Linked DNA regions of Homo sapiens: region 2 is linked to region 1. The links are chromatin loops, found by intact Hi-C in ENCODE. Cell type or tissue: ovary. All regions are shown on one strand. Each heading gives the region's core, and the rest is flanking DNA. Links, peaks and the distances in the headings are about the cores only.

Evidence for each region. Peaks named below come from ENCODE experiments on the same cell type or tissue, not always from the same donor. Only the 100,000 strongest peaks of a DNase experiment are listed, where the experiment ranks them.
Region 2: it touches region 1 in a loop (2.5-fold over the local background); 42 of 110 quality-filtered maps call a loop at or near these places.

The regions. Positions count from the first base shown.
Region 1 is chr3:134,597,303-134,606,028 of GRCh38, forward strand. KY (kyphoscoliosis peptidase) reads right to left here. Exons shown (of 11, transcript NM_178554.6): 11 at 2,621-7,172. The coding sequence ends at 6,277. It also overlaps a transcript of CEP63 not described here. Among named protein-coding and RNA genes, the nearest start is that of KY, 49 kb to the right of the region's middle. RefSeq lists a silencer at 6,765-7,059. In ovary, for the core only: a CTCF peak has its summit at 3,715 (motif pointing right); DNase peaks (open chromatin) are centred at 3,719 and 4,987.
Region 2 is chr3:134,750,503-134,759,228 of GRCh38, forward strand. It overlaps a transcript of CEP63 not described here. Among named protein-coding and RNA genes, the nearest start is that of EPHB1, 40 kb to the right of the region's middle. In ovary, for the core only: no CTCF peak of the experiment used is centred there; a DNase peak (open chromatin) is centred at 4,829.

The sequences.
Region 1 (8,726 bases), core at 185-8,184:
TTGGAGTACATATTTCTCCTATGTAGAGGCCGCTGTCCCTTCCACAAACCATCTTGTGAAGACTTTTCAGTGATTGCTGGATCCCAGATGGCTTTGGGTATGCTGACTGCACACACAGAACCCTCACCCAGTCTTTCCTGAACCCTCCATAGCATAGGCAAGTTAACTTGTGTGTGCTGCACAGGTCTCCCTTCTGGAAGAAGTTGCTGATTCTCTGCAAGGAGTGCAGGTCGCGGAGAGACTCCAGGTGTTAGCACCTTCAAGGTCTGCCTGAGCTTTTGAACTGAGGCCAAGCTCTTGCCAGGCAGCCCCAGCAAGTGGCTGAGCATGATGGTTTCTCTAGGGCCTGGCCATTTCTGTACAGCTCCAGACTCTTCTAATACAAATCTTTGTTTTGGAACTTCCTGTTGGGTTGGCTGGGACTTGGTCAGACTTGCACCATTGTCTGAGCTTCTCTCTGACTCATCCTGCTTCCCCCCTCCCTTTTAACTTCCACAGGTATTGCCTCCAGCACACTGTTTACATTCCTACTGTGTCTCAGCATCTGTTCTCCTGGGAATAGAACTGGTCCACCTGAACATATGATCTGTGCTGCTGTTGGTGCAGGAGGACAGGAGGGAAATAAGCTGGAAGCCATGGATGTGGAGAGTCTGGCTTCAAGATGGAGCTTGTTTACCTGCAGGTAGGGCTCCACCTCTGCACCCCATTGAGTCCCCCGCCTGGCTGTGGTACGAAGAGCCACCCTGCATACCCTCACCCAGTAGTGAAGTAGGCCGAGGCAGCCAGTGTGGGGTCCAGCGAGTGACATGCATCATCGAAGGTGCTTATTATTTTGATGAAACACAATACATTTCTTTCAGCCCGTAAAATCAAAGGTGTGCAAAAAGGCTGTTTTCAGGGTGTAAAACACCCCTCGTTTCCCTGTGGTGGTGCATAACTATTATGCCTCTGGGGCCTTTGTGCATTTTTCGGGCATGAGTGACACGAGGCTGACTGGGTGGCCTTGGCACCTTGTCTCTTTAGAGAAAAAGGAGACAGTGCTTCTTTCCGATTCCCTATAAAAACCAGTTTTTTGTTGAAGACCTGCCTTTCCCGCTAGTGCCTAATACCAATTATGTCTTTCCAGAGATGGTGAGATTGTTCTGAAAGGATTTCTTGGAAACCTTGTCTTAACAACCCTATCGTCCTAGTGTGATAAGAATATATGAATGGGAGGCCATTGTGGACAGTAATAGGGCCGGGAGGCTTCATCTCCCCATGGAAAGTATAAGACACAAACAGTATAGCTGAGATCATGAGGACCTGGTTTGTAGCAGGTCGTGGGAAAGGAGAGAAGGTGGAGTTGGGAGAGCAGGTGGGAGGTGAGACACATCCAGAAGGGACTGGGTTTCATCACCAGTGACTGCCATGAGTCTAACTTAGTTATCTGGTTGGATAGGGATGCATTTACTGAACTGGGGACCCAGGAGGAGTTGGGAGTAATTTGAGGGAGAGAAGTAACTCCAGTTTAGCATCTTTTGACTCGGAGATGCCTGTGGGACACCCCAAAGAGGACATCCCCGTTAACTTTCAGTTTCCTTTAGTTCTGCTTGCAAAATCAGACAGAACCAGCATCCTGTCAGAGGCTGTTCTTCCCCTTTGGTCCCTCTGCTGGGCTTTCTCCAGCCCCTTGCCCTCAGGCAAGAGAGGAGCCAGCAGTGCAGTCTGCCAGGGGCTCCAGGGGCAGGCTCTTAACACAGCAGGGCCCTTCAGATGTTCCACAGCAGGGCCCTTCAGATGTTCTGTAACTGACAACCCCAGGCCCACTGCCTGCCAGCATCTGTTCACAGAGACACGGCATCACAAACTCTCCGGACTGGAAGGGACATTGGAGGTCATCCACTCCAGCTTTGGGGATGGCATTTTCAGACTGTTCTAATAACTCAAGAGCTACTCCTTCTTTTGTGTGGAAGACTGTTTCTTCTGACTTCCTCTTAATATGCTGCCGGGTCTCCTTCCTAAGGAGAAGCATGCTGGGCCTCGTTTTTGTGGATCTAGCAGCGAGAGACATGACGAAGCCAGATTTGGGAACACAAGTTCTTTTTGTCCTTCACACTACAGCTACGAGAATGGTCTCCATGGTTACAGCAGCTTCTCAGAAATGTCTGGATTTTTCATTTTCTGTATTTCTCTAAATGTCTAGTTTATGAATAATCTGCTTAGGTGACCGGCTGGAAAGTTTCTGCATGTATATGAATATCAAGAAGTACATATTTATATACATTCAAAAGAAAAGTAGGCTGATAGGCATTTTTGGTAATTTTTTTTCTCCCACTGTAAAAATAAATTAGGATTGACTTTAAAATTTTCAAGTTAAACAAGATTCAATGAAAGAAACAGTGCCTTCGTGTTCTTCAAAGGCATGTGAACCATAGAGTGGCTGGAGCTAACCTGATTATGTTTTCTTTAATGTGAAATAGCTATTTGCCTGACATTCCATTCGCATCTCACCGTCGCATTCAACTGGCTGGGACATTGATTTTTTTCTAGGGCTTCCTTTGAACATGAAAGCATTTTTCCTGTTTCTCTCCATTTCCCACCTTGTGAGATACATGATAAGAATGAATCGATAATTACATTGTTGGATAAAAATGAATATAAATTTTATTGAAAAACAACACCAGCAACAACATGGAGAAAGCATACTCAACAGCCACCGGCCCACACAACTCAATGCACACATTATGAGAAGTAATCACCTCTTTCAATTGCCGACTACTTACTCCAAATGAAAAGAAATTATAGACCTAAGATAAACTGAGGCGGGCAATAGAGGCACACCATCTTCGAAAATTTTGCCAATAGCAAATGATGTAGTGATGCTGTTAACCCTCTGTTTGCTGCAGGCAGACCAGGATATCTCAGGAATTAATTGGTTTGGAGAGGAGAAAACCCACTCCTTCTAGTGAACATGGCATCTAAAACCTCAGACCACTGGGAAAACTTTTCTCCTTTTCAAGTCCTTTGAGAAGAGGATTTCACAAACTTTCTTGGCAACTTGTCCCTCCTGCTTAACAACAGGAAATAGTTCTTTATGTCTAGCCGAAATCCTTCATGCTTCAGTTAGTCTATTTATTTACTTTTAATCTTAGCAGGCAGTGAGGAGGCTGTCCTGGTAGGACAATGTAACATATGGGGAACTCACAATGATCATAATCAGATTGAAAATGGAGTCCAGCTGAGCTATGGCACTTCTGAAACAAGCTGGAAAGAAGTGTACTGAAGTTGTGGTTGTAGTGCCTCTGCCCACCACTCCTCCACCCTCGGTTCCCTTCTGCCCTGTGGCCTGGGGGCTGCCATCCTGAGAATTGCAAGCAGATACTTTCTGAGTTTGATCGGTTCCAATCCTTCAATGGTATAGTAATGAGTGTAGTCACAGCTGTTCCATCCAGTCCTATGTCAAGTGCTTCTGTTTCAAGAAGTTATTTCCAGGCAAAACAGTCCCATCACATCCCTTGTCTTTTCAACACACCAGGTTGTCCCCCAGGATGCCCTCACAGCTTGTGCGTGACAAAGATGTCCTCCGTGTACACATAAGGTAGCGCTGAGAAGCCACGAGAAAGCACCTAGTGATTTTAACATAAACATTTCCACAGCATTTTCAAGTTCTGCGAAAAAGCCCGGTGATAGATCAGCCTCGCGGTGTGCAGCGCCGGCAGCTCCGCACTTCGGACACCTGGGGGCGCCCGTGCCATTCCGCCGGCGACTGGGACTCGTCGCCCGGGAAACAAAGATGGGGATTTAAAGAAAAGCCTTCAAAATGCAACTCCGAATGTCTACCCTGAGCAGCATGCGTGTAAAAATTCATGAAGATTAGATTTCATTTCATGTATTTTTACTTCAGTGGAAAGAAATGCAGGTGATTTTCTGACTGCGCCTACAGCTGTCTTTACAAAGGGGGTGCCTAGTTAAACGAGAGGGAGGGGCTTGCTGATGCCCTGCGGTGCTTTGAGGGGCGGGGCCTCCCTCTCTGGTGCTGGGGACAGCTCCTATTTTGCTGGGTGGCATTCTCTGCAATGCTCCAGGATGTATTGATTAATTATATTGCATATCGAAAAGGTATGGGGGTCTCCAGCAGGACTAAGCGAGGCAGCCAGCGCGGGGTCCAGTGAGTGACATGCGTCATCGAAGGCACTTATTGTTTTGATGAAACAAACACATTTCTTTAAGCCCATAAAATCAGAAGTGTGCAAGACGGCTGTTTTCAGGGTGTAAAACTCCCTTTGTTTCCCTGTGGTGGTGCATAGCTGTTATGCCTCCGGGGCCTTTGTGCATTTTTCAGGTGTGAGTGACACGAGGCTGGCTGGGTGGCCTCGGTGGCAGAGACTGCGGAGGGCGCAGGACCTGCCCAGGACAGTTCAGCCCCCCAGGGGAGACACCCCTTTTGCTCGAGGCCGCCGGCCTGTTGGATGATGGGCACCCTTGTGAGCTGGTTCTGGGCTAGGCCACCGTGCTGGGTGGCAGTGGGGACTTTTAGGGGAGGGATCCCGGGGGATAATGAACAGAAGTGTCTGGAGCCTGGATCTTCAGTCAGGCCTGGGCAGGGAAGGCTGCTGCTGCCTGGCAGTTTCCTCACCCTGTACTCTGGATGGCAGGGGCCGGGCCCCCTTGGTTCACCTCTGTAGCCCAAGCATCTGGTACTTCTGTGAGCATTTGTTGGATACAGGGATGTGAGGGTGAGTGCCACGGAGGAAGCTATGAGGGTCCCAGCTGGCCCTGGCTGTGGTTGAGCCTGGAGGCCTGTGGAGGGGCTGTGGGGAGAGGTGCCAGGCAGTGCTGGCTCTCAGGGGTTGGGGGGCACTGAGACAGCCAGGGGCCACGGAGCTGGAGAAGCCGGGAGTTCAGCAGGGAGCATGTCTGTGTGCCAGGATGGTTCTGCAGTGGCCATGTGGGGCCTCTCTCGCCTTTCCCTCTTATCTGCCCTCGCTGAAGTCAGCCTTTCCTCCGTTGCCATGGCAACGGCAGCCTGAGGCGCTGCTGAGGGCCAGCTGGGCAGCTGAGGCCTCTCAGTCTGTGCCTGAGCAAGCAAGGAGCCCTGAGCTGTCCCCATGCAAGGTGAGACTGGAGGGGGCTGTCTTCTCAGAGAAGGGAGGAAAGGAGACGGGATAGGATGTTTTCTCCGAGACAGGCACAAAAGCTGCTCTCGTGCAGCTGGAATTCTTCCCAGCCCTGGCTTTGCTGGTAGAGACACTGGGGGCAGGCAGAGCCCTGTTAAAGTGTGAGTCTCCTCGGCATTGCCGCACTGCACTACTCACCTGATCTGCGCCCAGGTCCTTATTCAGGGCTATCCACAAGACTCCCCAAGGGCCTGGCCAGCCTCTGGAGGCTCTCTGTGGAGGTGGGGCAGGGGCCTGAGGCCCAGGCTCTGTGAGGGCCTGGAGGGCACTCCAGGCCTTAGACTGAACTACCTGCCCTGTGTACTCCTCTCAGAGCAGAGCTGGAGGTCTTACACCCTCAGACCAAGGCTGCAGCTCTGCCGACAGTGTCCCTCCCACCTGCACAGCCACAGCGGGCATGGGCTGCTCTTTGCTTTGCAGTCTCCTCACAACTTTCTGGTTGTCACATTCCTGACTATACTTAGGGATGTTGGAGACGATCAGCTTCCAGCCAGTTGTGGGTCAGCTGGCTTCCTCACCACACCCTTTTTCTTGGGCTCTTGAAGAACAAGAAGTAGCTAATGAAGAGGCAGCAGGATGCAGAAGATGATCAGGTCTGGGAGGAGAAGATAGTCCAAGATTCCCTGGGGGCTCGGAGCTGTCGAGAGGCACGGTGATATTGCTTGAAAGGGGCTCTGTGATTCAAGGACAACCCAGCCTTGCAAATCATGTCCCCTTGGGCATGGAAGAGAATTCTCTAAGCATCATGTGAAAAGCTGTCAACCTGGGCAATATCCCTGCTTTCCCTCATCAACCCTACAGCAACAACAACAGCAGCAGCACTAATACGAGAAGGGGCATCTGGATGCAGGTGTACAGTTTACAATACCTTAGATTTACATAGCACCTTTTCCTTCTAAAGAGCCACTGCCTCTGCCCCCTCAGTCACAGCCACACCTGAGTGAAGCCTTCAGAACACAAAGATCACAGCTCCTGTGGCAGAGGTGGGACACTGAGGCAGAGGCCTAGAAGGGATTTCATGCAGACTCAGTGGTGTCCAGGGCTCCCTGCACTTCCTTCGAGCCCTCCCTGGGGAGGTCTGGCCTTGGCCCTTTGGGAGGGTAAGACCGGGGCACAGCCCTCACTGGGCATTCACTTTGTATTTCAGGATGTAGGAGTAGAAATTGTGGTTGGCATTCTCCAGCACCATGACATAGACTTCCTGGCAGCCAGCTGTGCTGCAGCTTCCCTCCCAGTAGCCCTCGTGGTTCAGGGTCAGGGGCCATGTGTCCTGCCCCTTCACCAGGACTTTGGCAATACCATGCAGCTTCAATTTGAATGGGACATTCCGGTTGGCAGGAAGCACACCTGACAGAGGTTCCAGCAGCTCATTGTCCTGTCCCCAGTTGCCAAAGCTCTCAGGGAACATGGGCCAGTTCACCTTGGTGTTGGCACAGCATACAAGGTAATTAAAGACGAAGATGTAGTTTCCTGGTTCCTGCCTCTTCTTGACAAAGATCTTGAGGGCAAACTTGCCTGCATGGGGCAGCTGGACTTTCAGCTCGGTCTGCTTCTCCCGGTGCAGCTGGAAGATGTAGCGCCGCTGTGTCTCCTCAGTGATGGGGCCATCATCCCCGTGGAGGGAAGCCAGGACATTAATGCCCTCCTCCACGCTGAAGCTGATGGAGCAGCGCCCGTCGCTGGTGTGGATGATAGGGTCAGGGTGGGAGGGCTTCATGATGCCCATCTGCTCCGAGAACCAGCTGGGGCCCACGGGCTGGTGAAGCTCAGCAGGCAGCTGGACACCCATGTCCACATAATTGCACTTGAGCGTGTACTCCAGCACTGAGCTGTAGATGTCGGAGTTGCCCTTGGCAAAGATCTGCAGCTTGTGAGTGCCCATGGTTGGAGGGTACACCTCCAACTTCATCCCATTCTTCCTTAGGCTCAGCAGCCCATGCTCTTGCTTGCCATTGAGCATGAACATGAACAGCGTCGGGGCGCAGCTCTCAATGGTGACCGTGGCCTTCCCATTCACTGAGGAGAGAAAGTCAGGGTCAGCAGAGATGGGTCCAGCACGTGCTGATGTGCTGGTAAATGTTTAACAACTGTCTCCCTGGGAGAAAAACGTCCTGACTTATAGAGCTTGTCTATTTCCACGGTGTTAATACTTTCACCACAGTCCATTTCAAGCAACCAATATGACTTCACTGAGCATGGCATCAGCCAGCGGCAGCACACCGCTGGAAGGGTTCCCTGCTCCCTTCAGGTGGTTTTCTTTGAGAGAAATGAAAGCTAAGGGGCCTCTAGAAAAATTTATCCCAAGCTGTATGTGTGCATCCTGCCCAATTGATTCACATTAGATGAAGGTTGCCTGTGTCCAGAGAGGGTCATGGGTCAGGAGGGGCACCATCTCCCCCAAGTCTCAGGTCTAGCTTGCACCTTGCTCCCTGTAGCATCTGTCTAAGTGTCAATGCTGTCATGTCAACGCATTGTCCTTAAAACTAGTGAGAATGGCTTCACTCCCTGAGACTGTGCATAGGAGGTTGGGGTGGGGCAGTTCCCTGATCCCCACCTCCCCCACCCCATGCTTCTCACATAGGTGTATCTTAGCCATGTTTCAGGAATGGGTCCTGAAGAGTCAGTGTGTGCACAGGAGGGTCTTTTGCAACCCCCACACTGCCACCCCCCATCTCTCCCCTTGCTCTGAAGTTTCATCTTCGTCTGTCCTGGTCATTGATTTTGAGGGACAGGTGGTCAGTTCTCCAGTCTTTGTAGCCCATGAGGACCCACCTGCCTGGTCCCTCCTGGCTTCCAGGGCCACAGGGAGGGACCGTGGCTTCTCTTAGAGCCTGGTCTTAATTCTCTCAGAAGCTGGTCATCTGCTCCCAGCCCCAGCAACCTCCCCAGCCCCGTTCACAGTTGAGTGCAAAGGAAGGAGAGAGGCTGTCTGATCCATGTCCCTAGGAACTTTCCCCTAGCTTGGACTCTTGGTAGGGGAGGCAGAACACTGTGCCTGGGCTCTAGGACAAAGGCCTTAATAGACTTCTCATTGAATCTGCATTCCATGCCAACTCCCACCTCAGGAATGGGAGAAGACCACATGGGCCAGCATGATGGGGAGGCTGCTTAGACAGCCCCTCTACCTTCTTCGTGGCTGTCCCAGCTCAAAAGCTGTCCCAACCCTGTCACATACTGCCCACTCCGCACCTGCCCTACACTCCCACACATCCCCCCACTGCCTCCATTTCCCCTCTGCCGGTCAGCTCTCTGGCACTGCAGTGACTTCCCTCTGCCCCCACCCTCCAGTGACTTCCTAATAACGAGGCCTCTCAGACCTTGGAGGACCTAGGCTGCTGGCCTCCACGCCTTCCTCTGAGTACTCTCCCCTCTTTGCGACCCCCACTCTTTGAGGACTGGCCCTCATCCCACTCTCTGAGCACTGCTTAACTCCAATGCCATTGCTTCCCCTTCTGTTACACTGAAATTGTGTGACTCTTGGTGCTTTCATGCTATTTTATTTGTCTACATGCTTTCTCTACTGCCTTCAGCCACTGCATGCCACATCTGTCCCATGGTAACCTCCAAAGG
Region 2 (8,726 bases), core at 578-8,577, 150 kb after region 1:
GCGCTGCTCTGAGCCCCTGTGTTGCTGGGGTCAGGACTCAGTGCTAGCGTTTGTACACATGCAGGGCCTTTTTCCTTGGTACCCAACCTGACACTAGCAGAACTGCAGCCTCCCCTTGGAGACAGGTGGGGGAAGCCAGCTCATCTGTGCATGGGTCTGGGGAACAAAGGGGCTTCCTACAAGCCATGTATTGATCCTCTGGCCTTATCTTTCCCACTTAGCCTCCATACCATGAGTCTTTCTTGCCTAGAAGTGCTGGGCATTTCTGGGCTGGCAGAAGAAAGGGGTTTATGTCCAAAACCAACAGAGTCTCCAGAGAAAGCTTTGTTTGCTTTTTAAAAAAATTGAGATGAAATTTCTACAACATAACACTGTTTAAAAGTGAGCAATTCAGTGGCATTTATGGATTCACAATGGATTTCCTATGGATTCACAATGGAATTCCTATGGATTCACAATATTGTGCAACCACCACCTCTGTCTAGTTCCACAACATTCCTGTTACTCCAAAGGAAACCGTTTCACCCATTAACTGTCTGAATAGATTTGCCTATTTCATATAACTGGAATCACACAATATGTGACATTTCATGTAACTAGAATCATACAATATGGACATTTCATATAACTAGAATCACACAATGTGTGACCTTTTTGATCTAGTTTCTTTCACTTAGTATAATTATTTAAAAGTCCATCCATGTTGTAGAATGTACTTCATTCCTTTTTATGGCTGAATAATATTCCATTGTAAGTACATACCACTTTTCATTTATCCACTCATCCACTGGCTGACCTTTTGGTTATCGTGAATAGTGCTGCTATGTGTTTCTGTACAAAGATTTGAGTACCTATTTTCAATTATTTTGAGTAAATATCTATGAGTATATGCCTATAGGCTAATTTGATGCTTAACTTTTTGATGAACCTACATGCTTTTAGTTCAGGGGTTTTCATACCTCAGCCCGACCCCACTAGACTTCCCAGGGCACTATGACTGCTTAGGTGGGGGTGAGAGATGGCTCCGAGGTTCTAGCTCAGGCAACTGGAGCCATGGGTGAATGGCTGTGCTGTCACTGTTGGGAGCACTCATAGATGGTGGGAGATGAGTTCCACTGGGACCTGTAGGATTTGAGGTGCCAGCTGGATGCCCACATGGATGTGGCTGGGGGAAGGGGTAGGTATGTTTATCTGCAACCACAGGGAAAGGTCTGGGCTAGAGACCGAAGTGGCTCAGGATATTATATTTATGCGTCTTACTTTACTGAGCCCTTAACATTTTCCCAGGCACTGTTCTAAGCACTTTCCATTATTCAATAATCCCAACAACTCTATAAGACTCCATGAAAATCCTCATTTTCCAGAAAGGGAAAAAAAAGTCTGGGCTCCCTCAGCACTTCTTATAGTCCACAAAGACAGAGCTCATTGGTTTTATTGGAGTTGTGTTTCTGGCTGCGTTCCTAGAAGATGGAGCTCCTTGTGGGCAGGGACGGGGCTTTCCTCACTACTCCCCTGGGCCTGACTCAAGCCAGCAGGCTTGCCCAGCATGTGTTGAGGGTGGATGGACTTCCTGAACTAGTGCTTTACAGTGAGCAGAGAAGAGGGCCAAGAGGGACATCTTGAGAACCCCAGCACTTAAAGGGCAAGAAGTAAAAAGCATAATCAATAAAAGAGACCAAGAAAGACTACTTGAAGGGGCAAGAGGGAACCAGAGAGAACCCAAGAGTAGATGTTTTTGGGTGAGTTAACCCATCTCCAGAACACTCTGCATATGGACATTTGGGAGGACTTCCCAGGATGACAGAGGCCTTACCAGGTGTGGCCATTACCACAACCAGCCCTGTGCCTGAGGAAAGTGTCCAACACATATGAGCTGCGTGCATGATACATGACTGACCTCCCTGTCAAGGAGAGGGAAGCCCGAGGAGGATTGGCTGGGCTGGGCATGTTCCAGCCTCATTTCTCCTGCTTTGCCCTCTCTCTCTTGCACCCTCATTTCGCAGCGGTGGACAGCAGCCAACTCCTCCTGCAGGAAATTACCAATGGGATGTCAGATGATTACATACATAGACAGCACACTCATTTATCCCCCTTGCAAATAATTAATTACAATAATAAAAAGAAGACAGAAAAGATGTCAGCTGTGCTCCCCTTCCCTGACACCGAGTGGGCAAAGCCAGGACAAGGGAGAGGTACAGGTGCACGGGACCAGCAATTGTAGAAGAAAAGCACCTTATCCGGGGAGAAAATTACATGAGGTCTCATTAATACCATTAAAATTCAGGGCTGACAAGTGAGGGCTCCTTGGTAATTGCCTATGGCCACACTGGACCCTGAACTGTTTGAAGCCACTGTGTCTCCTCCTCCCCCTGCTTCAGCTTGCTGGTGACCTGCTCTGCCCCACTCTCTGCCTACCGCTTCCAGGCTCTACCACTGCCCGGGCATGATATGGGTCTGGTGGCCAGGAGCCTGGCAGAAACACAGCTGCTGAGAAGAAAGGGCCTCTGGGGAGTTCAGGCACGAAGTGGGCACGAAGGTCATAGGCAGATGGGGATCTGTGTTTTCATCTTTTTTTTTCTCTGTCCTCAAGTGTGGGTGTCTGTGCATGAGCAATTACTCGAGCCCATGATCCTGGAGAATGGTCTTTCTCACTATGTTTCTGCCTGTCTATCAGTGGGTGTCTGGCTGTCTGCCTCTGTATGGTCTTTCTAAGCTGAGCTCTATATACAGACCGTGTCTACTCGTTCTCTTTGCATCTGTCACCACTCTATTTAGAGTTTCTCCTCTATATTTATCCTAGCTCTCTTTCCCTCTTATTGTCTCCCTGCGGTCAGTGCCTGCCTCCATGGGGATTTGTCATTGACTCCTGGGCCTTCCCAGCAAGCACTATATGGGCCGAAAGTGCACAAATGCCATCCCTCTGATGGCCCACATGCTGCAGGTCTTGTGACACATAGTGAGCTAAGGACCCTTGGTCTCCATAGACCTCTGGAGCTGGAAAACTGGCATAAAGACAGCAACAGCCACCAGGGCCAGGGCCCATCACCTAGAGCATAAGACAAGCAAGCACCTCATGATTTCCAGAGTCTTTGCTCCCCTGACTTAGCCTATCATGGTAGGAAAACATACACAGTCACATTCCAATGGTCAGGCACTAATCTCAGGCTGGGAGTTTGCAGGTAAGTTTTCCAGCCCATCCTCATAATGCGCCTTGGAGGTAGATAATTCTGACGCATGCACTTTTTCAAATGAGGAAAGAAAAGTTCAGAGAGGTGGGGTAACTTACCTGAGGACACAGAGCTAGACAGAACAGAGTTCTCTAGGCTCAGCATCCACACTCCTGACCGTTTTGCAATACTGCCTCAGTGCATAGAAGTGTGGGACACAAACGTGTAAGCCACACACTAGTGTGTGCATCTTGTGAGTATCTGTGAGGTTTGTGCTTGCACGTGGGGGTTCTATGCATGTGTGTTGCTCTTGTGTTTTAAGATCTGGCTCCTCTTTTCAGGAAGTTCCTGTGGACAATGTACAATGTCCCTTTATACATTGTTCAGTCTTTGCCAAAAATATGATGAAATGGCATCCCTGAGCCCAAAGGACCTTCCTGGTGAATGGCCCCTGCTGGGGTGGAGCACATTCCCTCCTGCCTTGGCTTGGCTGCATCACACACACGGTGATGGGGCTACACACACCACCAGCAGGCGAAGTGGTGCCATAGCCTCAGGGACTCTCTTCCTTGTCCTCCAATGCCCTGAGGCTGTCTGGCTAGGCCAAGCAACCATGAGAGCAGTGGGGCTAATGCTCAGAGACCCTGGGCTGCCCATATTCGCCCGCCAGGAATCTACTCAGAAGGCCAGCATTTTCTTCTGGGGTTTTGGTAGATGATGCAGCTCATCTTGTCAACACAATGGCTGCCCAGTGTGAGGAGGGTCTCCTCTTGCTTCACAACTCCCTTCCTTTATCAGACAGGAACACATGCATTGAGGGGATGCTGTCTGGGCTTATGGTGATGCTCAAGGCCTCAGGATGCCTTGCCTGATGATTTTCAAGCTGTACTTGAGACTCTCGGCTTCTCCAAGAGGTGCCTCAGTGGCTGCTCAAAACTGGGGTCAGGAGGGTGGGTGTCCGAGGGACACTCAGAAGTTGGGAGTGTGTCTACCCTCCTCTAACTAGGGCAGCTCTGATTTTCTGTGTTCTACAAAGTGAGATTTCTTTTAAGAGTTCAGTTAGTCCAGCACCCAAATGTATGCCATACTTTTGTCTTCTTAAAAAGGGCTCCAGACGCCACGCCCCCATCTGCTCCACTCCTAACCATGACTCCTAGATAGAGACAGGCAAGCATTTAGCTCCTTCCCCCTAGCCCAATGAGTAAATGGGAAACAGACCTCCAGAGGGCTAGGAGGGACATTTGGGGGTCTCATGGACAAGTCTAACAGGACTTTCCCTATCTCAGCTGCACCCTGGGCTCCCTCTTCACTGCAGGTATCTTGGCCAAGACATGTGGGTCCCTGGGCAGCTGGGCTTCATGTCTTGGGGGTCCTTACTAAAGGTAGCAGTGCTAAAGCCACAGGAGTCATTAGGTCATTCTGACTTCAGAGGAAGGGTGCTGGGCCATGTTGTCTCTGAGAGCTGATTTATGGAGGATACAGCAGGTACAAAGAAGGGAGATGGGAGCACTTCAACATTCACCTATCTGGTAGCTCCTTCCAGAGGCCAGAGCCCTGAACCCTGAGCCCTGAGCCCTGAGCCCTGAGCCCTGAGCCCCTGGAGGCCCTGGAGCTCCCAGCCAGGAGAAGGGGCAGAGCCCTGTGTTCACCCAGAGCTGACCTCTAGTGGAGAGTCTGTGAATGGCGCCACAGCTCTCAGGTGATCAGCATCTCCGATCCCAGAGAGCATCTCCAGGGGGCTCAGCTGGAGATAAGGGGTGAGTCTACCACATTATATGCACAGGGCACTTTGGCTCTAGGGTGACTGCAAGGCTCCTCCTTGGCTGATTTGGCCTCTGAGCAGGAGAAATCACCCTACTTTGTTTGTTCATTGTGCCAGCTGCTTGAGGCTGGGGCATCTCCACACCAGAGGGCTTTCTCCAGCCTTGCTCAAGGTGCCTCTTCTGGACTGGGGCTCAGTCTCAGCTTCTTTCCCCATCCCTCTTTCAGCCTGGCTCCTTTCTGTGGAGAAGATCCTGAGAGGAACCACAACTTGGTAAGTCCCCTGCGTAGCCTGGATACCTGTTGCTAAGCAATTATAAGTTAAATACTCACCTGGTCCTCTTGAGTGTTTGATGGCAGAAAGAGCTGTGAGAACTGACTGGTGCTTTGAGTTTTCCAAAAGCAATGCTTAGGTAACCAGTGACTGATGAAACAACACAAAATAATACTCATACTTTGCCCCTGAGGGATGGTGTCAGAGGGGTTTCCACCTGGTTTGAAGAAAGGCTCACACGGGTCCACAGCATGACCTGAGCCCCATCCAGGGGACAAGGGAAGCTTTATTTAGTCCCTGCCAGGAAGCTGGAGCCAGAGGGGCTGGAGGCAGGTTGTATAGAGGAGCTTCTGGCAGTAATTGAGCCCTTTGTGCTGGGAACTTGCCCAGCCCGAGCAGGGCACTCTCCATGTGGCACCCCAGGAACACTTCAGTATTTTGGGTCTAAATGGCATCTTATAACAGAACTTCTGGACTTCTATGTTGTAGCCTTCCTGAGTTCAGGTTAAGATTGGAGACAATTCCCTATGGCCTTTGTGTAGAGATCATTCCCGAAGGGACTCCCCATAGAGAGCTGGGAAACTTTCATCTTAGCACTGTACTTTTGGCAAGGTGTTGGGGAGGCCCCTAAATAGTTATGAAGGGTATCCTTTTTTTGAGACAGGGTCTCACTCTGTTGCCCAGGCAGGAATGCAGTGATATGATTACAGTTCAATGAAACCTCGACCTCCTGGGCTTAAGCGATTCTCCCACTTCAGCCTCCCAAGTAGCTGGGGGTAGCTAAGACTGCAGGTGTGTGCCACCACACCTGGATAGTTTTTGTATTTTTTTTAGACATGGGGTTTTGACATGTTGCCCAGGCTGGTCTCAAACTCCTGGGCTCAAGTGATCTGCCCACCTTGGCCTCCCAAAGTGCTAGGATTACAGGCGTGAGCCACTGCTCCCAGCCCCAAAGTATCCTTATTGACAGCCTCGTGAGGGGAGTCTAGTCCTAGGTGTGCAGGGATGGAGGGCTGCTATCTAATACATTTGAGAAACCAGTACAGTGTGGGGTCTGGAAACCAGTCCTGCCCTGACAGGCTGAAGGTCCAGCTGAACCTGAAGAAGAGGAGACTCCAGGGATGGGGGCACCTGTCACATCTGAAGGGCTGTCACACATCTTGTTTTTCCAGCTCCAAAAGGGAGACCAGGGCTAGTAGGAGAAACTGCTATATGGGCCCAGAATGTGTTCAACGGCAGAGAATCTTGTAGCAATCATAGACCCTGCACATGTCTGGGTCTCTGAGCCAGATGGAAATAGGGACCCAGTGGACTCCAATGTCTGTCCTGCTCTCAGGTTCTGAGCCTCTAAAGCACAGACCACCATGTTCCCATGGAGATATCAAGCAAGCAGATGCTTTCCTTTTTCATCTTTTGCATGAAGGACCAGCTGCTTACCCACAGCCACTGATGATTCTGTGACCAGGAGGACACACAGGATGCAGCAAATGCCATCCTTAGGGCAAAACTGGATGCTAGGGAGCACCAGGGTTTGTGGCTGAGCATATCACTTCCCAGGAAAGAATCAGGGTTTTGTTAAGGAGTAAAAGGAGAATGGATAGTGGGTAGGCAACCAGCAATATTTGCCAGAGTCCTTAAAGCTTATCTTGCTCAAACTCCCATTTCACAGACAAGCAAAATGAGTTACATAAATAATTTCATGGTCAAACAGTTAGACTCTGGGCTAAAACTCAGAACTCTGGACTCTCAGGACAAGGTTGTTTTATCAATACTGCAATTCAGTAATACTTATTAAATATGGACAGGATTTGATGATTGGCAGAATATTGGAGGTAGGAGTAGAAAAAGAGGAATCAAGAATTACTCCAAAATTTTCCATCCTAAAGACAGAAAAAATGTACAAAGTTAGGAAAGAGATGAGAAGTAACTGAGTTTAAGTCAGATGTGCACATGCATGTATAGGAGATTGTGGGGAGACACACTGGGAGTGAGGGGCTAGGGGCCCTTGGGGGGTGGTGCATGGTGCAGAATTGTAACTGACGAGTCTGGTTGGAAGGCAAACCTTGGGGGTCCCCACCAAAGGTAGTGGTGCTAAAGCCATAGGAGTCATTAGGTCTGCAGGAGACAGTGTTAGGGAGGAGCAAAGTTCTGAGCACTTCCATGTGCCCCTCCGTGGAGGGGAATTTGGGGGGAATGGAAAGCAGAGAAGGTGCAGCCAGGTGGAAGGAGGGGCATCAGGATGGCAGAGATGATCTAGTGGGGAATACAGTGAAAGGTTTGGAAACCACAAAGTGTTTATCAGAATCTACTTGTTACCTCTCCTGAAAATCATCACGATGATGTATCTAAGGTGCCCACCCTGCTTCTGATAGAACTGATAATTATTATGCCTGTTACACGCTTCTATCACATATAACCATGTATTTGAAGCCTGGCTTGTAAACGGCACAATTGCAAACTCCAAGTGTAAACTCCAGGACTGTAACAACTCTGATTGTAAGTGCCATGAGGTTAGGAACTGGGTCTCTTTTTCTCGGCTCATACAGTACATATGCAGTAAATATTCATTGAATAAATGAATGATTCATCTTGCAATTACTTTTAGCCTCTGGACTTCTCAATGGCAGGGGCCCATGTCTTGATTTGTCAGTAGCCAACATAATGCCTGGCACAAAGACAGCCCTTAGGGTGTTGTAGTCGTTTACTGTGGCTGTTGTAACAAAAGCCCGAAAACTGGATGGCTTTACAGCAACATTTGCTCTCTCACTGTTCTGCAGACTAGATGGTCTCAGCCGCCCAGAAGGTATGCGGGGTGGGTGTTCTTCGGTTCACACATGAGAAACCTAAGTAAGGCCTAAGGAGTGAAGCCAAGGCCACTTAGCCATTTAACATTTTGCAGGTATTTATTGATTATCTCCTGATCTAGGGCTGCTGAATCTTTGTTCAGGGACACTTAAACTCCCCTCAGATTGGCCCTGATCTAAGATAGTCACTTCAAGTTCACACCTCAGGACCTTCCTGAGGGTTCACTTCCTATGAGAACTGCCCTTAGCAACTTGAGTTGAGATCTGTGGGTGTCCAGAATTCATTTCTGTGGTACGCTAAATAATGGCCTCGCCAAAGATGTCCATATCCTAATCCCTGGAACCTGTGCATGTGTTACCTCCCATGGTAAAAGGGACTCTGCAGATGTGATTCAGTTAATTATTGTGAGATGGTGAGATTACTCTGAATTACCTAGGTGGTCTGATGTAATCACGAGGGTCCTTATAAAAGGGAGGCAGGAAGGTCAGACAGAAAAGATGCTAACTTGCTGGCTTTGAAAGCAGAAGAAGGGACCAAAAGCCAGGAATGCAGGTGGCCTGTAGTCGCTGGAGAGGGCAAGGAAACAGATTCTCCCCTAGAGCCTTCAGAAGGAATGCAGCTCTGCTTACGCCTTGGTTTTAGACTTCTGACTCTAGAACTGTTCAGTAACAAATCCGTGTTGTTTTAAGCCACTAAGCGTGTGGTAATTTGTTCCTGTG